Regions from separate parts of the Homo sapiens genome. Here region 2 is linked to region 1. The links are chromatin loops, found by intact Hi-C in ENCODE. Cell type or tissue: A673. All regions are shown on one strand. Links, peaks and the distances in the headings refer to the core of each region. The heading gives the core; the rest is flanking DNA.

Region 1 (11,430 bases), core at 1,463-9,462:
TTTCTTTGCTCCTCCTCATTTCCTGGCATCTTTGGTTAGCACTGCTGGCTTCAAAAACATCACAAACTTTAAATGTAGGCCCTGTTCTCAGGATGTCCAGCCCCACAAGGAAGGAACAGGCAGCAGCAAGGTCAGAGCATCCAGGTGTGCGTGTGGGTATGGATGCCAGCCCAGCAGGCAGGGTTGCACAGGTGTCTTTACCCAGTGGACTCTGTTTAGATTTGACAGGAAGGTGTCAGAGCAAATCACAGGGGCTTCAGAAAGAAGGGATTTTGTTCGTTTACAAACTGCAGTTTGCAGTTTATCCTTTTCTTGGTCACAGGCGCATTTGAAAGTGTATTGCTAATGAAATTGGAAAGTATGCATTTCCCCCAAATCTGAGATTTACTCACAACAAGCACAGTGGGGACAAAGCCAGAGGCACTGACAAGGCAGTGTGAGAAGAGCAGAGGTGGCAGCAGGCCCCAGGAGACAGGTGTGTTAGGTCAACAGCAGGCCCCTTAACCCACCACAGGGCTCTGGTTACTCACCTCATTGGCAGCAAAGTTCCAGAAAACACAGGATCCAAGGCCGGACACCCGTAGCTTGGTTCATCATTGTTCAAGGGGTCTGTGTTCCCATCTGAGAAAGAGCTTGTGCCTGAAAACGTTCCCACTCTTCTTGGTATCACTCTCTTCAGAGTGGAGAGAAAAAATATCTAGTGTTCTGAGTAAAACATTAAGTTTTCTAAAATCTCTGAAGGTTTAAATGTTGGTATAAAGAACTAAGACAACTAACAAGTGCTTTAAAAATATAAGAGAAAATGTTTCGTAATGGAGAGAACTCAGTCTGACCCGCCAGTTGCAAACAAGGAGAGGTGCAGGAGGTTCGGAACCAGATCATTCCTAGGTTCTGCCGTAAGACAGAGTGCGCCTAGTGTGTGCCTTGCCAGCCTTCCTTAGGAATGCTCTTCTGCTCTTGTGGAAGGTATCCTGTTCCCCAGTGCAGTTGTGGACAGTTACAGCTTTTTTTTTTTTTTTTTTTTTTTGAGACAGAGCCTCGCTCTGTTGCCCAGGCTGGAGTGTGGTGGCACGATCTCGGCTCACTGCAACCTCCGCCTCTCGGTTTCGAGCAATTCTCCTGCCTCAGCCTCCCGAGTAGCTGGGACTACAGGTGCGTGCCACCATGCCTGGCTAATTTTTGTATTTTTAGTAGAGACGGGGTTTCACTATGCTGGCCAGGCTGGTCTCGAGCTCCTGACCTCGTGATCCGCCCACCTCGACCTCCCAAAGTGTTGGGATTATAGGCGTGAGCCACCGCGCCCAGCCAACAGTTACAGCTTTTTATTCTCAGACTTCTCTCAGCTTCCATGTACAGTCTCTCCCTTGAGTAGTGATCTGTTTCAGGCAGCCACAAAGATCCCTACCTAAAACACACTTTTGTTTTGTTTTGTTTTGTTTCATTTTGTTTTTGAGGCAGAGTCTCACTCTATTGCACAGTGGTGCAATCTCGTCTCACTGCAACCTCCACCTCCTAGGTTCAAGCAATTCTCTCGCCTGAGCCTCCTGGGTAACTGGGATTACAGATGTGTGCCACCACACTTGGCTATTTTTGTATTTTTAGTAGAGACGGGGTTTCACCATATTGGCCAGGCTGGTCTCAAACTTCTGGCCTCAAGTGATCCACCCACCTTGGCCTCCCAAATTGCTGGGATTACAGACATGAGCCACCACGTCTGTCAAAAGCACACTTCTTAGGAAGGAATTTGTCTGACAGTGTTAGGAAAACAAAAGCTGTTTCTGCTTGGGAAAATGTTACTGGAGTTTGGATTTTTCCCTCTGTGTTTGATGTGTGTCCTGATAAGAGGTCACAAGTACAGAAGCTGGAAGCATTAAGCTCTATTTCTTTGTCTTCCAGAGGATGTAGGAAGAAGCTGGTCTGCTGACTGTCATACTTGTGACCAGCTTGCACAGGACATGGCCGAGGAGGCAGCCCAGAACATTTCTGATGACCAGGAAAGGTGAGTTATCACTGTTCTCAGAGGGTTTGGTAAGCTTGATTTTAAAGTATGCATTCAGAAATTTTCTTTCAAAAGTCATCACCTCTAGGATGTGGGCTCACTCTGGCACGAGTGGAGGCCCTGTACCAGGAGGGTGCATTTGGCCGGCGGGGTCAGTTCAGAGGTTGGAGTTGGTGTTGAGAATGGAGTTTTTTCCTGAAGGCTTTTGAGAAGACTCCTCCAAGCGGATGCCTTCAGCCATGAGAAGTGCTGATTGCTCTTCCTGCAAATGCAGGATACCTTCCAAGTTCGAGGACTTTCTGCTGCCTGGTAGTAGACAAAGTTAAGCTATCTGCTTGTCTGCTAGGTCCCTTGCATGGAGACCAGGAGAAACCTGGCACAGGAAGAGATCATGGGGTCTTGGCCCAGGGGTCTTATTTCTTTTTTTTTGAGACGGAGTCTCTCTCTGTTGCCCAGGCTCGAGTGCAGAGGTGCGATCTTGGCTCACTGCAAGCTCTGCCTCCTGGGTTCATGCCATTTATCCTGCCTCAGCCTCCCAAGTAGCTGGGACCACAGGCGCCCACCACCACGCCCGACTAATTTTTTGTATTTTTAGTAGAGACGGGGTTTCACTGTGTTAGCCAGGATGGTCTCGATCTCCTGACCTTGTGATCTGCCCGCCTTGGCCTCCCAAAGTACTGGGATTACAGGCATAAGCCACCGCACCCAGCCTCCATGGGTCTTATTTCTAAACCCTCTTCCCCATGCTCTGTGCGCGCCAGCACCCATGTGTTGTTGAGGCTGGGCAGCCTGTGTGCTCTGCTGTTGACTGTCTCATGGCAGTGTGACATGGTGCAAACCTCCATGCCCCCTTTCCTGGGCGTGAGGCCAGCAAGGTGACCTGCCTGTGGGATGTGGTAAGGACCCAGGTGGGTCACCGCTGTCCCCTGGCCTGGCATGATGGGAGCCTGTGCCTGCAGATCTTGCCCAGTGGGGTACCCCGCCACTGCAGGTCACTTTACCTCCTCACCCCCAGATTTCTCATCCTGAAAATCTGAGTACCCCTGTTGTCACATCTGTAAACTCCAGAGGGTCGTTATAAAAATCAGTATCCTTGATGAATGCTTGCTGTCAGCATTTCTGCCTTTGTTAGCTTACTGTCTTTGTGCCATCACCATCATTTTATCAAAGAAACCCAAAGCAAACCAGGATGAGAAAATGAGGCTGCACGTGTTGACGGGGTTGGTCACATTCATGCTTGGAAATTTCTTTGCCTTATGTCACTCACTGCTGCCAAGCATTGTCTGATTTTGGCTACAATTTTTTCCCTTATTTTTTCTGGTTACCTCATGTTTCTTTTATTCCAAATGCCCATGCTCCTGCAGACTCCCAGAGCCTTGATGTTGGCCCAATTTGACCTTCACTCTTATCAGTCAGGGAATTGCAAGGAATTACCCCTTTGCCCTTAGAAAGGAAAGAAAAGCTGAGGAGCGGAAGTCGCTGACTTGATGTTTTTTCCCCTGTATATTTATACATCTTGTACTTGCAGACCAACTAGTTCATGCACGCACTAGCCATTGTAATTGGTGTCGAGGCCCCATTTCTGAAGTCATAGCCTTTTGGGGTTTCCTGAGTCACCTAAAGCAAGACAGTGACTGATCTTGTTCATAGAAACAGAAGAGGTTTCTTGACTCTCCTGTAGCCCTCATTTCATGGAGTTAGGCCTGTAGTGTCTGTGTGTGTGTGTGTGGTATAGGACATGTGTGTGGGTGGTGTGGTGTGTGGTCTGTGTGTAGTGTGTGGTGTATGTGTGGTATGGTATGAGTGGGGTATGGTGTGTGTGTGATACATGGTGTGTGCTGTGTGATGTGTGTGTAATGTGTTGGTGTGTGTGTGGTGTTTGTGTGTATGGTGTGTTTGTGTGGTGCGTGGTGTGTGGTGTGTGCGATGTGTGTGTGGTGGGTGGGTATGTGCTGTGTGGTGTGTGTATATTGTGTGTGATGCTGTGTGGTGTGTTTGTGTGGTGTGAGTGTGGTGTGGTGTGAGTGTGTGGTGTGTGTTTGTGTGGTAGGTATTTGTCCTAATGCTCTCCCTCCCCTTGCCCCCCAGCCCCTGACAGGCCCCGAAAAACACTCACTCTTAAGGGATTCTAAGAGATCTGTCATGTAATTCAAACAAATGGCTCGACTAGTTCCCTTGAGGCACATGATGCCTCAGAGACTGTGTTTGAGCCATCAGTATCATCCTGTTCCCCGACAGTCACAGTTAACTAAGAGGAAGCCAGGTACCTCTGTGAAAATGGTGCTGATTCTGTGCCAGGGCCTGGGGACCTGCCTCCTCACAACACCAGGAAAAAGAGCCTCCCTTGTATTTAAATTATCTCCCCCTTCCATTTTTTTTATTTGAAAAGACCTCTGAAATCTCAAGGAAAATTAGCTTTGCAGCACTATCCTTGGCGCCTCTGTGAGTGGAGGACACACCTGTTGGGGATGTGTTTCTCACCTTCTGAGACAGAAAATTACTTCTCAAGGGCCAACTATGTCCCAGGAACCAGGGCTGGTGTTTTCTGTGTGTAGCACTTGGAAGTTATCCTGTTGTGGGGGTGTCTGGGAGGGTCTCGGAACTTGGTGGGTGCCAGGGCTATCTAACCTTGTGTGGGCCCAGAGTGGTGGGCAGTCTCACAGCTGTGGACTGTGGGGCGCACGTGGTGGACAGAGGTTAGGTTCGTCCTTTCCTTAATTTTATTTGCCCGCTAGATCATTGCAGAAATCCTCTAAGTCTGATCTGGTCTGGTCTGTATGATTCCAAAGTTGTCCCCTTTTCTATTATTGTTATTTTTTATTTTTTCATTTCTCTGGCCTTTGGAAGACAAGCATAGTTGAGAGTAGGCAAGGAAATCCTTGGAATTATTCAACAGTTTGAGGCCTTTGACCTAGTGACCATCTTCATCTTCAAAATAACAGCTTTTCACCTCCCTGCACACTTTCCTCAACTATAAATATTGTCCTCGTCTGCCCTCTGGTGGCGGCTTCTTGGGCATCAAGAACCAGGCTTGTAAAAATTGGGTGAAACTATCCAGTTTTATCTTTGTAGAAACCTTGCTTAAGATAAAGTAGATATCCTCTAGACTTTATAGACATCCAAGACAGGTAAAAAAGAGAATTCTAAAGAGCTGAATGCATTTTTCAGGGGAAAGAACAAAGGCGAACACCTTTAGCAGCTGGTTACCAAGCATTTAGCTAATACAGGGCGGCCCTTTCTAGAATGACAGTCCTGGCAGCAGCCCCGTGAAGTAGGTCTGTGTCGTTCCTCTCAAACAGAGAAGGAGACTGACACAGAGAGGCAAGGTGACTGCCTGTGTCTAGAAGAAGTGGATGTAGAGCCTGCCCTTCTCCTTAGCACAGCAGCCTATATGGAGCTGGGAACTTGGCAACGGTTCCCATTGCCCTGTCGCTGGGAATGGGCATGGAGGAGAAACCCAAATCACACCATCCATTTCTGGCTGAATCAAGACCAGAACCCAGGAAACCCGCACCTTAGTTCAGGACTATTTCACTCGCTGCACTTGATCTTTCTCAAGTCGATTGGTGCCAGACACAGATACCTCAGGACCCAAGGAGCTACAGGCTGAAAGGGAATGACCAGGGACCAGATGATGACCCACGATGATCTCTGCTGACAAACATGAGAGCAGCAGACAGCTGTCAAGGCCTAGGGAGTCCAGAGGGAAAGTCACCAGCTGTGCCAAGGGGCAGAGCTTTGGGGCTGACTTCAGCTGCAGCTTGAGCTCTGGAGGCACACCTGTAGAGAGCTTTGAAGGAAGGTGCCATAGAATTGGCATCGGCTTTGGGTGTGCTGAGAACCAGGTTTAAACGTTGGCTCTGCCTCTCACTGATGGTGTGAGCTTCGCTGAGTTAATTTGTTTTGCTGGGCCTTCATGATCCCATCTGCATTAGGCTATTCTTGCATTGCTATAAAGAAATACCTGAGACTGAGAAAGGAAGTTTAATTGGCTCACGGTTCTGCAGCCAGTACAGGAAGCATAATGCTGGCGTCTGCTACTGGGGAGGCCTCAGGAAGCTTACAATCATGGTGGAAGGTGAAGGGGGAGCAGGTGCATCACATGGCGACAGCAGGAGCAAGAGGAGGGGAGGAGATACCACACACTTTTAAATGACCAGATCTCGGAGAACTCACAAAGACAGCACCAAGCCATGAGAGATCTGCCCCCGTGATCCAAACACCTCCCACCAGGCCTCACCTCTAGCACTGGGGATTACAATTCAACATGAGATTTGCACAGGGACAAATACCAAAATGATACCAGCATCTGAAAAAGTAACTGCACGGAACCTCTCAAGTCTGTTGTGGAAATAAACAGGGAGGATGCCATGCAGTGCCTACTCTGTGTCTGCGCTGGCATCTCTCCCCAGGGTCATGGGTTCCATGCTGTTCTTTTCTGCAGCATGCCAGATCCCCATGGGCTGGAAGAATGTGCTCTTAGGGCTGTGAGTGAGCAGCAGGAATGGGGATGATGAGGCAGGAAGAGAGGAGGAGGAAGAGGAGCCCTGGAAGCTGCCAGACCTTGCCCTGGAAGGTCAGCTCTGTGCATCTGGGCAGGAAGCCCTGGAGGCAGCAGGAAGAGAGATGGATCTGTTCGGAGGCTGTTTTAGTAGTCAGATGGGAACTATATTTCAGTTAATCTTCTAAAACAGACCCTGAGTTTGGGAAATATGAAGTGAAAAGAACCATAGATGCGAGTCTTTTTGTTCATATGGCAGCCAATTTTGTACTTAATACTTTTGTGGCAGAAATATGGATATGGATGGAAGAGTGGTCACAGGATGTCTGTGATTAAACGATTGTACTTAATTTAATTTTCCTCTGGTTATTTTCTTTCCCTTAGGTGTCTCCAGGCTGCCTGCTGCCTTTCCTTTGGTGGTGAGCTGTCTGTGAGCACTGACAAGAGCTGGGGTCTTCATCTGTGCAGCTGTAGCCCTCCTGGAGGTGGATTGTGGGTCGGTAAGGCCTTGGGGAAGGAGGCATGGCCACCATGATAAGAATGTTGCTTTATTTCCCTGGTATAAACAGGACATCTTCCACATGGGAATTTCATTTTCTGCTTTTAAGAAACAGAAGGAAGGTCAGAGTGATCTTAAACCTGCTGTTTTGCAAGTGCCTCTAACTTAAATAGTCCACATGCCAGGATGGTACACACACATATATATATATATATATATATATATATATATATTTTTTTTTTTTTTTTTTTGAGACGGAGTCTCACTCTGTCACCCAGGCTGGAGTGCAGTGGCATGATCTTGGCTCACTGCAAGCTCTGCCTCCTGGGTTCACGCCATTCTCCTGCCTCAGCCTCCTGAGTAGCTGGGACTACAGGCGTCCGCCACCACGCCCAGCTAATTTTTTGTATTTTTGGTAGAGACAGGGTTTCACCGTGTTAGCCAGGATGGTCTCCATCTCCTGACCTCGTGATCTGCCCACCTCGGCCTTCCAAAGTGCTGGGATTACAGGCATGAGCCACGGCGCCTGGCCAGGATGGTATATTTTTAACTCCTTCACTGGGCCCCACCCCTGACTTTCTGCTTTAGGAGGTCTGGGGTGAGGCTGAGATCTGGGGGCCACACTTCGAGAACAACCAAGACTGTAAGTGGGGCCTCCCAGAGCCCAATGAAGGGAATACTTAGGTTACAGGAGGTGTCTGCATGGCCACAGGTGTGGGGTTTTCCTCCTCGTCCTTAACACAGAGAGTATCTCTGTTTTTAATTTTTAAAATGAAAATTCTAAAGTGTTGCCTGAAACGTAATTGCCAGGATTCCTTTAAGTAGAAGGAATTTTTGAGTTTTCAACTTAGGCTACACATTTGGTAGACCTGAGAAACGGATTTTTAAAATTAAATTTAAAAAAATTTTTTTAATTTCTAAAGAGACGGATTTAAATGGAGTGGGGGGGCGGGGGCGCGGGGCAGGAGGCGGGTGTGTGCCTGGCATCAATGTTGAAACAATGCAACGCCAATTCTTTTGCAATTCTTATGTTAAGATCATGTGGAATTGTTACCTAAATGCCAGGGGTTTGCCTGACATCCTGCTGCTGCTGCTTACGTACAGAGCATAATCATCATGAAGACTGCGAGGATTGCCAGGGAAGAAAGCTTTATCAGGTGCTGCAGATGAGGAGAAGGGAGATAAAGTCTCAAATATATCTCCCCATCTGACTAAAACTTGGGGGTTTATATAGCAGGGAAGACGAGAAAACAAAATTAGAGAGGGGTGAGGAAGCAATCTGAGGAATGAGGGGCCTGGCTGGATGCAGGGATCTGGTGGGTCCCTTTCCTGGGTTGGTTTCCTGAGGGAAGAACTCAGATGAGATGGATGTTAAGTTTCAGGTTTTAAGACTAGGAGAGTCAGTTTCCATGTTTATTCAAAAAACCTATAAATATCACTTCTGTGGGACAATTAAGCCAATTTCAGGATTAGTTTCACTCACTTAGTTTATTTCTCCTTTTGTGACATACTTTATTCAATTTTGCAATTTTATGTACTTTTTATGATTTTTTATTTATTTCTTTCTGTTCAGGGGTATATCCACTTTTTTTTCCAGATAATTTGAGCACAGTGACTTTGATGACTAATTGGTTTCAGAGAAATATGAGTCACTTGACTATTCTAGCTTATTCCGAAACATTTTCTAAATATTTCTTCCTCTCGGATGTGTCCAGTTCAGGAAATTACTTCATACCTCAGTTGGTGCATCCAGCCTGCATGGGTGCTCAATGGCACTCGATGGCATTTGTAGCACGTCACATATTAGGCCAGGAACACGGCCTTTGATTTTTCCTCAGCTTTTGTTATCACAAGATATTAATACACTGGACTCTTGACAGTAAATAGTGACTTTGACTCACAATGTTAAAACTGGATTTGATATTGTCCTAGGCTAAACTTGAGAGTGTCCTGGGAGGCTAGGGGCAAGCTGACTGCCAGCACCACTGCTGGGGTGCAGGGATTGGAAGCCACATCCCCTGTGAGGATGGCCCAGCCCTGGCCTGGAGCTCCTGGAGAACCTGCTGCTCTCGGCGGCCTGCAGGCCTTTGGGTTCCTTTTAGCCTGAGCAAAGCTGGCCAGAATAACAGACTGGGGTTAAGAGAGCCCAGGCAGAAACAGGTTTCCTTACAGGGACTCGGGTCTGACAGAAAAGCAGCAGGGTGCTCCAGTCCCCTCTTCACCCGCCACCCCCACTTCCTTCCCCTCCTACCTGGGGATGAGAGGGGTGGGGGCTTCAGGGAAAGCAGCTCTTGCACCCAAGGCAGTCGCCTGGCTTCTTGCTGAGAGTGGCTCTGTGCAGGGCCAGGTCTAGCAGAAATATTTTCTTTTAACTTTTATTATGGACATTTTCAAACATCTGCATGAGTAGAGAGAATGGCATCACAAACACTCAAGGACCTGTCATCGCTGGCAACAGTTGTCAGCTGTGCGCAGATCCTATTCCAGATGCTCTCACAGACATGGGATGTGGCAGGGCCCTCAGCCTCCCAGCCGGGTGGACACTGGCTCCGCTCACTGCCCGGCCTTCAGCCCTCAGAGATGGGAGGAGTGAACGTCAGCCAGGTCCGTGCTACCATCAGGGCCAGATTGCCTGGGTGGGAACATCCTGCTTATAAACTTTGGAGTGTCTTTAATGGTCTTCCTGTTTGTCCAACAGCTCCCCAACCACTCCTTCCGACTGTGGTGTTGCCCCCTCTACTACACACCCCTGAGCAGGACCTTTGACCCTCATTATTTTATGACCAGACCACTGGGTGTTTCTGGAACAGGCATTCATTATCAGCGTGGCTGGTGGTTGTGCGTTTCCTCATATTGCTTAGTGTGGGCTACACCTAAGACATTGTTTAAGCAAGGAAATAGAAAGAAAACACACACAGCAGGACACGGCAGCCCAAGGACACGCATCTTCATGATCAGCCCGTTGTTAGGCCCAGGTGGCTTTGACCTTATGTATAACTTAGGGCTTCTCCAGCTTTATGTTCTCACCTTCCCAGCACATTGCAGTCTTCAGAATGTTTGCTTTTTTTTTTTTCTCTAGAGGTCTATGCTAATCATGTGCTTCTTATGAGTGATGGGAAGTGTGGCTGTCCTTGGTGTGCTCTGAATGGAAAGGCAGAAGACCGGGAATCACAGAGCCCATCCTCATCAGCTTCCAGGCAGAAGGTATTCCTGGATCTGGGGAAATTAGGCTTTTCTTCCTGAATACAGTACATGTACAGTACAGCTAAAAAGCACCTCCATGTTTCATCAGGAATTCATCAGGGATTGTTTTCCTATCATGTGTGTTTGTGCCAATGAAGCAAGTGTGACTTATAAAGCCTTAATTCAGCTCCAGAGCATAGTTCCACATATAAGAAGTGCAGGCAGGGCTAGCCCAGCCCAGAGGAGTAGGGGATAGCCCTCAGATGGGGAGTGAGGGGTAGCCCTCAGGTGGGGAGTGGGGGCTGCCCTGCAGGTGGGGAGTAGGGGCTGCCTCCCAGGTGGGAAGTAGGAGGGTAGCCCTCAGGTGGGGAGTGGGGGCTGCCCCTCAAGCGGGGAGTGGGGGCTATCCCCGGGGTGGGGAGTGGGTGCTGTCCCCCAGGTGGGGAGTGGGAGCTGCCCCGAGATGGCTCCAGCACAGACAAGGCTTCCAGCAGCCAAAGCACTGAAACCCTGCTTAACTTGCGCAGTGTGGGGAGCTCGTTGAAGACCCCTATTAATTAAGACTGGGCTACCTGGATGTTTGTGAATTCCCTTGCATCTGTTTATCAGAGTAGCTAACAGGGCTTGGGTCTGAAGGCCTGGGCAATGCCCTGGAGATGGAGGAGAAGCGTGAGAGGAGTGACTCTCACATCTGTGGGTGGGGTCCGAGAGAAGAGTGAAAACTTCTGAGTGAGACATGCTTTTCACCCAGAATAAGCATTGGTTCCAAAGGGACATGCACAGACAGCCCAGAGTTGTGCGTTTCTAGTTCAAATTTAAAGAAGCCAGTTCTCTTTGAAGCTCCCAGAACCTCTGCTGTCCTTGGCAAAGACTCTCCTGCAGTTCATTTTTCAGTATTCCTCATGCAGAGCAGCGTTATTAAACCACCCCCTCCGTAGCACATCCATCTGAGTTTATATTGAAATGAATTTGATCTCAACCCACAGTGTTTGTGTTTGGGAGCTTTTCTCTGCTCTGCCATCACTTTTGTCAGCGAAAGTTCAAGGAGGCATTTTTAGGTTCCCAAGGAAGGATATTTAGTAAGATGAGCGTCTGATGGTTCTGAGAACAGGAGGTTGGGGAGAGGTGTTTTAGAGGGGAGGTGATATTACCTGCGTTTCTCACATTACACAATGTAAATAGCCACATACAGTGACTTCCTTAGGCTTTTAGTGCCCTCACCTCCAAACACAAGGGGGCAAACAGACC
Region 2 (11,430 bases), core at 1,806-9,805, 1.9 Mb before region 1:
ATAATCTTGCATTGTGTTCTCTTTCTTATGTATAGCTTTCTTTTTTTTATTATTATTATACTTTAAGTTTTAGGGTACATGTGCACAACGCAGGTTTGTTACATATATATACATGTGCCGTGTTGGTGTGCTGCACCCATTAACTCGTCATTTAACATTAGGTATATCTCCTAATGCTATCCCTCCCCCCTCCCCCACCCCACAACAGGCCCCAGTGTGTGATGTTCCCCTTCCTGTGTCCGTGTGTTGTCATTGTTCAATTCCCACCTATGAGTGAGAACATGCGGTGTTTGGTTTTTTGTCCTTGCGATAGTTTGCTGAGAATGATCGTTTTCAGCTTCATCCATGTCCCTACAAAGGACATGAACTCATCCTTTTTTATGGCTGCATAGTATTCCATGGTGTATATGTGCCACATTTTCTTAATCCAGTCTATCATTGTTGGACATTTGGGTTGGTTCCAAGTCTTTGCTATTGTGAATAGTGCCACAATAAACATACGTGTGCATGTGTCATTATAGCAGCATGTTTTATAATCCTTTGGGTATATACCCAGTAAACCAGTTAGAATGGCAATCATTAAAAAGCCAGGAAGCAACAGGTGCTGGAGAGGATGTGGAGAAATAGGAACACTTTTACACTGTTGGTGGGACTGTAAACTAGTTCAACCATTGTGGAAGTCAGTGTGGTGATTCCTCAGGGATCTAGAACTAGAAATACCATGTATAGCTTTCATTGACACGAGGTTACAGGGGAACTCTATAAGCCTAAGAAAAAGAAATCTGATGTTCTGGGAAAGCCTGTGTGGTCTCATCTCTGATGTATCAGCATCAGTAGACCTGTGGAAACACCAAACTTAGCTCAGATGCCCTCACCACCACTTTCAGACCCAGGATTGAAAATCATAGGCAAAGAAGGTAAAGAAATTGAAGCTCTGATTCACTTTTTATGGATTTATACCCAGAAGTGAGACTGTAGAATTGTATGATGGCTCTGTTTTTAACTTGTTGAGAAATCTCCATACTGTTTTTGACAAGGACTACACCATTTTGCATTCCCACCAAGAGTCACAAGGGTTCTAATTTCCCCATATCCTCACCAATACTTGTTCTCTTTTGATTTTTGTTAATAGCCATTTTGACAGTTGTGAGGTAATGTCTCACGGAGGTTTTAATTTGCATTTCCCTGATGATTAGCAATGTTGAGCACTTTTTCTTCTACCTGTCGGCCATCTGTATGTCTTCTTTGAAGATATCTACACTCCCATGTTAATTGCAGCACTATTCACAATACCTAAGATATGGAAACAACTCAAGTGCCCCTGGACAGATGGATGAATGAAGAAAATGTGCTATATGCCTACATTGGAATATTCAGGCTTAAAAAAGAAGGAAATCCTGCCATTTGTGACAACACAGAGGAACCTTGAGGACATTATGCTTAGTGGAAAAAGCCAGTCACAGAAGAAGAAATACTGCATGATTCCATTTATATAAAGTCGCTAGAGGAGCTAAACTCGTAGAACCAGAGCTGAACCAGAATGGTGGTTGCCAGGGGTTGGGGGTAGGGGTAAGTAGAAAGTTGTTGAATGGGTATAAAGTTTCAGTTATGCAAGATAAGTTCTAGAGATCTGCTGCACGATATCATGCCCATAGTTAACAATATGATATTGTGCACCTAAAAATTTGTTAAGAAGGTAGATATCATGTTACGTCTTTTTTTTTTTTTTTTTTTTTTTTTTTTTTTTGAGACAGTATCTGGCTCTGTCACCCAGGTTGGAGTGCAGTGGCCCGATCTCAGCTCACTGAAAGCTCCACCTCCCCAGGTTCACACCATTCTCCTGCCTCAGCCTCCCGAGTAGCTGGGACTACAGGCGCCCGCCACCACGCCCAGCTAATTTTTTGTATTTTTAGTAGAGATGGGGTTTCACCGTGTTAGCCAGGATGGTCTCGATCTCCTGACCTCGTGATCCGCCCACCTCGGCCTCCCAATCATGTTACGTGTTCTTACCATAACAGCACAAAACAAACAGAACAAAACAAAACCAAAAGGACATCAGAGAACTTTTGGAGGTGATGGATATATTAATTACCTGGACTGTGGTGATGGTAACATGAGGGTATACTTATGTCCAAACTCACCAAATTGTAAACACTAATTGTGTGAAGTTTTTTATATACCAATTATACTTCAATAAAGCTGGTGGGGGAAAAGGAAATCCTGCTGTATTCGTCCATTTTGTGTTGTTATAAAGGGTAATTTTTAAAGAAAAGAAGTATATTTGGCTCATGATCTGCAGCCTGTACAAGAAGCATGGGGCCAACATCTTTTTCTGGTGAACCTCAGGAACTCATAATCATGGCAGAAGGAGAAGAGGGAGCCAGTATATCACGTTGAAAGAGGGAGCAAGAGAGAAAAGGGAGGTGCCAGACTCTCTAAACAACCAGATTTCACTTGAGATAATAGATTGAGAACCCACTCATTACCAAGGGGAGAGCACCAAGCCATTCATGCAGAATCCACCCTCATGACTCAAACACCTCCCACTAGGCCCCATCTCCAACATTAGGGATCACATTTCAACATGAGATTCCCAGTTTGGACACACATCCTAACCTTATCACCTGTCTTTACGTGTATGGTCTTATGCATTGCCTCCCAGTAGGGTGGTGTTTCCGGGGACAGAAGGGAACATCAGCCCTGAAAGGCAGCCTTATATACCTGAACTAAGCAGGGTTAAGCATTTCTCAATCAGGTTGCAGAAATAACTGAAGGAAACCCTTTCTCACAGCAGCAAACTGTGGGGCTTAGTGTCTCTCAGTGGATCTGAAAGAAACATCAGTTTTCTTCCTTCTCTTCCCCACTTCACTCTGTCCCTCTCACCAAATCCCTGGGAATCAGCAGGGGAGCCAGGTGCTCTGGGAATTAACGTGCACCGTCAGCCACCGGCCCCTGGCTGGTGAGGGCAGCTGGGAGGGCTGGGCTGGCTTCTGGGGAGGCAGGGACCCTGGAGGCCAAGCACTGAACTGGCCCCTCAGGGGACTCGTTTTTGCCTGATTCACACTATTCACCATCTGCCACCACAAGGCCCCCAGAAATTATTTTGGAGAACTGCCACATTCTCCTGCAGCACAGATCAAGAAACCTGTCCTGACTTAAAGGGACGCTACCTACCTAATGCTTGGCAGGTCTCTTCCTCCTCTCTGTCCCTGGAACCTGTCCTCGCTGAGCCTTCCTTACCTCTCTCCACAACATCTGTCCTCTTTCACCTGGGAAATACCCAAACCTTCCTCCTCCCTGCTGAGAGTCCTGAAAGCCTGCTCTCTGGATGTTAAACTCCCACCCAGAGATGCTGACAAGGTCCCTGTCATGTAAATATACCACCTAATGCCAGGCAACCTGGTACTGAACTGAATCAAAGCTGTCAGTGATCATAAGGAAGATCATGAAACTTCACTAAGAAAGAGACTACACCGTCCATAAACTATGACCCAGTGTTTTCCTCAACCATTTATTGTAAAACATATCCCATTTTCAGAGACATGAGAAAAAGAAAGATTTGCCTTTTGGGAACTAAGAAATATGATAATTGCATTAACTATTAAGACTAATGTGAGCAGGCCTTTCACATACACAATCTCATTTATTTCTATCTTCACAGCTGTACCAAGGAAAATATTTATTTTTCGATTTTCAAATATAGAAGCCGAGAACTCCTCATCCCTCTCAAAGAGGCAGGCTAATGCTTCAGTTTGCATTTTCAGGAAGCTTGGCACTACTCTTATGACAAAAGCCATATTTGTCAGCCCCTCTACCCTGGACCAGGGTGCATGGCATTGGGCAAGTTACTTAACCTTTTTGAGCTTCATAGTTCTAATCTAAAAATATGGTTGATAACAGCCATCCCTTCCAGGTGTTGTGACAAGTGCACCAATTTATCTAGAGCATTTAGTAAAATGTGTGGCTCATGTTGAGGACTTCATGTCTAAAACACCAAAAGCAACAGCAACAAAAGCTAAAATTGACAAATGGGATCTAATTAAACTAAAGAGCTTCTGCACAGCAAAAGAAACTACCATCAGAGTGAACAGGCAACCTACAGAATGGGAGAAAAATTTTGCAATCTACTTATCTGACAAAGGGCTAATATCCAGAATCTGCAAAGAACTCAAACAAATTTACAAGACAAAAACTAACAACCCCATCAAAAAGTGGGCAAAGGATATGAACAGACACTTCTCAAAAGAAGACATTTATGCAGCCAACAGACACATGAAAAAATGCTCATCATCACTGGCCATCAGAGAAATGCAAATCAAAACCACAATGAGATACCATCTCACACCAGTTAGAATAGCGATCATTAAAAAGTCAGGAAACAACAGGTGCTGGAGAGGATGTGGGGAAATAGGAACACGTTTACATTGTTGGTGGGACTGTAAACTAGTTCAACCATTGTGGAAGAGTGTGGCAATTCCTCAAGGATCTCAAACTAGAAATACCATTTGACCCAGCCATCCCATTACTGGGTATATATCCAAAGGATTATAAATCATGCTGCTATAAAGACACGTGCACATGTATGCTTATTGCGGCACTATTCACAATAGCAAAGACTTGGAACCAACCCAAATGTCCATCAATGATAGACTGGATTAAGAAAATGTGGCACATATACACCATGGAATACTATGCAGCCATAAAAAAGGATGAGTTCATGTCCTTTGCAGGGACATGGATGAAGCTGGAAACCATCATTCTCAGCAAACTATCGCAGGGACAGAAAACCAAACACCGCATGTTCTCACTCATAGGTGGGAATTGAACAATGAAAACATTTGGACACAGGAAGGGGAACATCACACACCGGGGCCTGTTGTGGGGTGGGGGGAGGGGGGAGGGATAGCATTAGGAGATATACCTAATGTAAATGACCAGTTAATGGGTGCAGCACACCAACATGGCACACGTATACATATGTAACAAACCTGCACGTTGTGCACATGTACCCTAGAACTTAAAGTATAATAAAAAAATAAAAAATTAAATGTTTTTAATGCTCCTAAAGAAAAAGGATGCAATAATAAATGACAAGAAGAAAAACAAACGTTCATAAACATACTTTATGTTACGTAAAGTATGTTCGTAAACATACTTTATGTAAATTCTTTCATTTAATCTCATTATAGGGTTTATAGTCTACCGTGATAAAGAAAAAAAAAACCAAAAACTTAGGACCTATCTTATTCCACTCTGTCTTTTGAACTGTAAGACACTGGAGGGCAGAGATGGGGTTTGGGTCCCTAATATGCCCCGATGCCCAGCAGAGCTCCTGGCACAGAACAGATAGGCTGGCTGCCAGCATCTCCTGAGGCCAAAGACCAGTCCAGACTTCAGGCATGACTTCCTGGGCCTGGGGAGGGACAGGGGTGTGCCCCCATGGGCAAGTGCTGGGGGCCGGCCACAGGTTCCTAAGGGAGACTACAGTCATACCTGATAGGGTCTGCCATGCAGAACATGCCCACTCCACACGGCAGCAAGAGCCTGACCACGAGAGGCCTCACCTTCAAACTGGGATCCAGAACAAAACCAAGTCCACCCCAGTGACTGCTCCTGTTCAGAGCCCGCAGCCCTGCCCCATAGCCTGGGAGCCTGCCTTCAGCCTGCAGCAAGAGCTGGGCATGCTGCCTTCCTGTGGCCTCCGCTTCTGTCCTTGGTGCAGCTGTTGTTTTTAATGTGTGGGGTGAGGAAGAGGAAAGGGCTCTGGACTGGAGTAGAACTGTGGTGATAAAGGACTGGATTTGTTTGGAGGCCTAACTTCTCCACACTCATTCTTGTAGTTACCCAAGTCCACAGAGTGCCCTGGCTTTACAGAAGCCAGTTTCCATCTGCAACTGTAGTTCAAGGAGCCAGTCACTAGATGGAGACGGAGTCCAAGTCATGGCCAAATGTTCCTCACATCTGGGAGTTTGAGAGCAGAGGGAGGAACCAGGGTTTGGAAGAAGTTGATTAAGACGATCACTTAAATCCCGCAGATTTTGATCTGTAGGAGCAAGGCCCGTCCCCCATCCGTCACACCAAGGTGGTAGGGCTCTTTCTGAAGAGGGGAGGTGAGACATCACCTTGCACCCACCCCTCACTCCTCACAAACATCACTTCTCAAAAAGCCACAGAAACAGGAAAAACCACTAAATAGCATTATCCCCAGGTATGATCTTCGGCCCTTCTGCCCCCCCAATTTTAAGAAGTATAAAGGTTAGTTTAAAGATGGAAAGAAATTATCTCCCTAAAGGGCTAGGCCATGCACAAATCAGATTTCTAGCAAGTGCAAAACAGCACCGGTCACCTTGTTAAGGAGATGAGTGAACAGGCCAGGACAACCACCAGCTCATGCCTGCCAGGCCTCTTCTTTGAACCAGAGCCTGCAATGTCATCTGCATGCATGTCCTTGGTCCTTGAAGAGCACAGCCACAGAGCCACCATGACCCCCTGATGCTCCAGGGTCACTCACCTGGAAAAGGAAGAGCTTTTGAGGCTGGACTTTTGATGCAGGCCATGTTAGTAAGGGTCTGAGATAAGGCAGTGGCCACAGGGCAGAGAGACCAGCTCTGGCCTGATGACCGACTCTCCAGAAAGCAGACACAGGTGGTACTGGTGCCTGCTGGCCTCTGTCGGGCTCCCAGCATCCTGACTGCTCAATACAGTTATTGGTTTAATCCGGATTAAATCCGGACCCTAGGCTGACAGCAGTGATCTACAGGGGATGAGGATGCCATCTTCACTGCCTAGCAGTCCTTAGAACGGGAGTGGGAAAGAGCCCACTGAACTTTAGAGATCCAGTGTTGTGGGTGTGAATGCTCTGTGGGGTCTGGCCATTTTGTAGTGGACTTTTTTTTTTTTTTAGACAGAGTCTTGCTCTGTCTCCCAGGCTGGAGTGCAATGGCGCAAGCTCGGCTCTGCAAACTCTGCCTCCTGGGTTCAAGCGATTCTCCTTACTCAGCCTCCCAAGTAGCTGGGATTATAGGCGTGTGCCAGCACGCCCAGCTAAGTTTTGTATTTTTAGTAGAGACAGGGTTTCACCATGTTGGCCAGGGTGGTCTCGATCTCCTGACCTCATGATCCACCCGCCTCGGCCTCCCGAAGTGCTGGGATTATAGGCATGAGCCACCACGCCTGGCCTGTAGCAGACTTTTTATTTCAGAGTTGGTCCCAGAGCCTGGACTCTGTTCACTCACACACTGTGATGTGGCACTGTCAGATCTGCTGGAGCACTTTCAATATAACATTGCGCTAAGCAAGTGTCCCCTTTCCTGTGGGCAGACATCCTTAAGTGCCCGTCTGCTATGAGCCAGGCTCTGGTGTTTAGCACCAGAGTGAGTTGAATGGTGGCTCCCAGAATGTCTGTCCACTGAGAACCCATGAATGAGGCCTTATTTGGAAAAGGGTTTTTGCAAATGTAATTAAGAAGGGTCTGGAGATGAGATCATCCTGGATTACCCAAGTGGCCCTAAATCCAATGACAAGTGTCATTATAAGAAAAGGAGAAGACACGGGCACAGAGAAGAAGACCACATCAAGACGGAGGCAGAGCCTGCAGTGAAGCCTCTAAAACCCAGGAAGCCCAGGGTGGCGGGCAGCCACTAGGAGCCAGGAGAGAGGCATGTAAGGGAGCAGCCGTCGGAACCTCCAGAAGAAACTGACTCTGTGGGACCTTGATCTACTTTAGACTTCTGGCCTGCAGAATTGCGGACGAGTAAACTGACATTCCTTAAAGCCACTCAGGTTCTCAGGTTGTGGGATTTGCTGTGGCAGCCCCAGGGAGCTAATGGAGCCTGGTGCCACAATCACTTCACACAGCCTTCTCCACAGGGAGTCATCCTGAGGTGCGGTGTCCACTATGGCCAGCACAGTGCCTGACCAAATGTAATGGCAGTACATGCTTGCTGAGTAAATACACGGAGCTCACTGTACCCATGATGTAACTGAGAGTTATGCAGGGTGAAGTAATTTGGGGAAAGTCACACAGGTGAGATATTGGAGACCAATACATGAACACAAGTTGTCTGACACTGGCTTTTTTCCAGAAGATGGCATTACATCTCCTAATCACAAACAGTTGATCCTTTAGGTAATATGAAATTAGACATGGTCTGGCCTACTAAAAACTGATGAGGCTGCTGTGTGTGGACATCTTGTGAGTTCATGCATGCACCTGTGAGCTAATGCTCCTCTCCTCTTTCAGGACCTCCTGCAGAGCCCCTGTCCATCTCCTTGTGCCTAAGCTACCACTCCTTCCATAGTTCCAGGAATACTTGGCTTATAAGGATGCCACAGGAAGACAGGAGGCCTCTTACACTGGATGTGAAGCTATGTCATGGCACTGGCCAGTTTTGTTCATCTTGGACTCACCAATGGAACTGGCAGATGGCAGGTGTGTTAAACAATGTGACTTAAAATAAAGGGCAAATTCCTAGGTGATGATGTAATTCTAGGTCCCTGGTGTGTGGCATGAAGTGGACAGGTTACTACAGTCAAACCTTCATTGATGACAGACCCTATCTGACCACTGTGTTGTGGTACTATGCTCAGTCTTCCTGAATACTGCGTTACAGCACTGTGCTCTGTTTTCCTGCAGCACCATGCTATGTGCTAGGCTTGGTTTTTCTACAGCAACATGTTGTGGTACTGTGCTTAGTCTTCCTGCACCTGTGCTAGGATACTGTGCTCAGTCTTCCTGTGCACTGTGCAGTGGCACTGTGCTCAGTCTTCCTCCACACCCTGCTGTGGTACTGTGCTTAGTCTTCCTGTGCACCATGCTGTACTATTGCACTGAATTTTTTTGTACCTGTGCTATGGTACTGTGCTCAGTCTCTCCAGGGTCCTCTCAGTCCCACTATATGAGGCTTCACTGGCCTCGCAGGTTAGAATCTGAGAAGTGATTCTACCCCAAGACTTGGTTAGAGCAGGAGCCACTTTTATTAAGTCAGACTCTCAGAGAGCAGAATAAGTGACAGGCTGGTTGCCCATTCTTCAGGCTTCTGCTGACATCCACAATCTCCCTGAAATAAATAGGGCACTACCAAATGGTGAAACAAGCACCCAGCGTTAGACTCTATCTAATGGTGCATGTTCTCACACTGAGTCTTGGTTAGAACATTTACATTTGTGAAACAAAAAGAGGCAGCGTGTGTGTGTGTAGAAGGGCTGAAATGTGGCATGGAGTAGGGGTGCATATGCCAGTTAGCTGCAGAAAGATGCACTTCAGAAGGGAGATCCAAACCCCATCCAGAGACCCGCGAGGACCCTTCCTGACAGTCTGCTCCCAGCAGAGCTGATTGCTTTTGGAGCCCTCAGGAGCAGTGGCAGGACACACAGCAAATCTAAACTCCCTTCTTAGCCATCTAATTTCCAGTGCTGCCCCCAGCCAGTTCATCAAAGGAATTACTTTTGAGCAGATTTAATAAAACTAGCACTTTCTCTCTCTCTCCTCGGGGAAATTCATTCATAAAAGACAAAAGCATTTTGTGATAAAGAGATGGTGACTGTATTGGTTTCCCCCCACAGCCGAGGCTTCACGGGATCCAGTGGGGTTTCCCTGGGACTGTAGGGTATGAACTGCTGGGATATGTAAGTCAAACTCTGAGAAATAAGAAATACAGTACAGTAGGACAAGAAATGCGAGGGAAGCGCACCAACACATTTGTCATACATGAAGCAAGCAGGACCTAAAGAGAAATAGAGACAATTGGCTACTGTATTGAGCAGATATAATCAACACACATTTTCCACAGTTTAGATAACTTTTTGTGCTATCATATAAGAGATACAGAGACTAGGAAATTCTGAAAATATTATTAGAGGTGTGTTCTGTCTAGATTCCTTTCTGGTCTACTGAATTAGACACAATGTAATCATTTTATTGACTATACTATAAAAGTGTATTTGAATTGTGGCATAAAAAATAATTTAAGGGCCAAAGAACAGTTACCAAAATATCCACTTATATTATTAACCTGTGAGAGAAATGATTCATACAAAACACAAAAATGTGTTTGCCTTTGAACATATAAGGTCTGAGGAGGTGAGAAACGACAGTCAATGATTTATAGATGCACATATTTTTGACATGATTTTACAAGTGGAGAAAGGGAAAAGATGGCTCCTGAGAGCAGCTAGAGAGGAGCTGGGTGATAAACCAGGAAACGAGAGAGCAGACCACAGCTACAGGAGACACACCATTTCTGGGCTCACTGAGCAACAGTTCCTATGGCCCACAGCCGACCCTGGGCAGGTGGGCTGGAAACAGAGGATCCCATGTGTCCTGGGATGCACAGCTGGTCCGGGGCCATGCCCGGCTCTCACACACTGCAGGGCGTCGCCTGCTTCCTCTTGTCAGTGGGGAGCAGGACATTTGGAGCTACCCCACAGGAGAGAGAAGATCCTGGAAAGACCCTGCCGTGGGAGGCTCTGAGTGGAGGTGGGAGGGTGACACTCTCTGGACAGCTAGTGCTGCACCACAGACTGCTCCCAAAGACACTTGCAGCATAAGTGCAAAACTCATACGTCACTCAAAGTTGGGCCCCTATCTTGCAGCCTCCCCAGCCCCCACTGGTTAGACAGGGCATCCCACTCACAAAGCTGACTCCTGTTACATTTCTCCCAGAGACAGATCTAATTAGCGACTGAGACCTGTAGAAGCTTCCGACTTCCCACCCATGTTGCTGTGGAAGCAACATGCTGTGCTAGCCCTATCTCATTTTCTGCATTCTAATGCTTTGACATTGAGCCTTGCTGACGTTGGAGGGACTGCCCCTCCCAGTGCTAACCCATTCCAGGAGATAGTAAACCACTCACCTGTGAGTGCACTTTTCTTGTTGATTACCCAATCAGAGCTCACATCCCCATGACCTCCTCTGCGGGCTTTCACACTGAGAGCCACTGTCCACCTCTTCTGATCATCAGGGCCAGGTTCCAGACACAGGGGCAGTTCCTGTGCTCACAGTCTGCTGAAATCACTCCAAGTAGCCAATCCTAAGCCCGCCTCACCCCTTCTTCCCGTGGAAGCCACCATGAGGGCTTTTGCTCATATTTTACTTCAGCTTCTTCTGCCTCCTGACCCAGGCCAGCGTGCCCCTGTGTGTTCCTCAATAGAACACCCTCTTCTCTTGGGATATCTGAGTATAACCAACTCTCTTTGAACAATGATGATCATCTCATGATCTGTTGACCTTACCATACCCAATAATAAAACCCACATTTTCAAACCCTTGCCCTTGGGAGGGTCACAAGTAATAGCACTAAACTAATAATGGTCAGGGATCCCTGCAAGGCTCTGTGCTCAAGCCACACACACACATTCACTATTTGACCCTCTCAGCAACAATTCTACAGCACAGATAACACTATTATGCCAATTTCAGTATTCAGAAA

The links. Peaks named below come from ENCODE experiments on the same cell type or tissue, not always from the same donor. Only the 100,000 strongest peaks of a DNase experiment are listed, where the experiment ranks them.
Region 2: it touches region 1 in a loop (20-fold over the local background); 7 of 110 quality-filtered maps call a loop at or near these places.

The regions. Positions count from the first base shown.
Region 1 is chr7:47,938,966-47,950,395 of GRCh38, reverse strand. PKD1L1 (polycystin 1 like 1, transient receptor potential channel interacting) reads left to right here and starts at 1,930. Exons shown (of 57, transcript NM_138295.5): 1 at 1,930-1,999; 2 at 6,885-7,000; 3 at 10,079-10,203. The coding sequence starts at 1,956. RefSeq lists a silencer at 7,910-8,204 and enhancers at 7,992-9,191, 8,584-9,207. In A673, for the core only: a CTCF peak has its summit at 4,996 (motif pointing left); a DNase peak (open chromatin) is centred at 4,985.
Region 2 is chr7:49,847,327-49,858,756 of GRCh38, reverse strand. The region is part of intron 3 of VWC2 (von Willebrand factor C domain containing 2); the gene reads right to left. It also overlaps a transcript of ZPBP not described here. Among named protein-coding and RNA genes, the nearest start is that of VWC2, 79 kb to the right of the region's middle. RefSeq lists a silencer at 7,530-7,824. In A673, for the core only: a CTCF peak has its summit at 5,916 (motif pointing right); no DNase peak of the experiment used is centred there.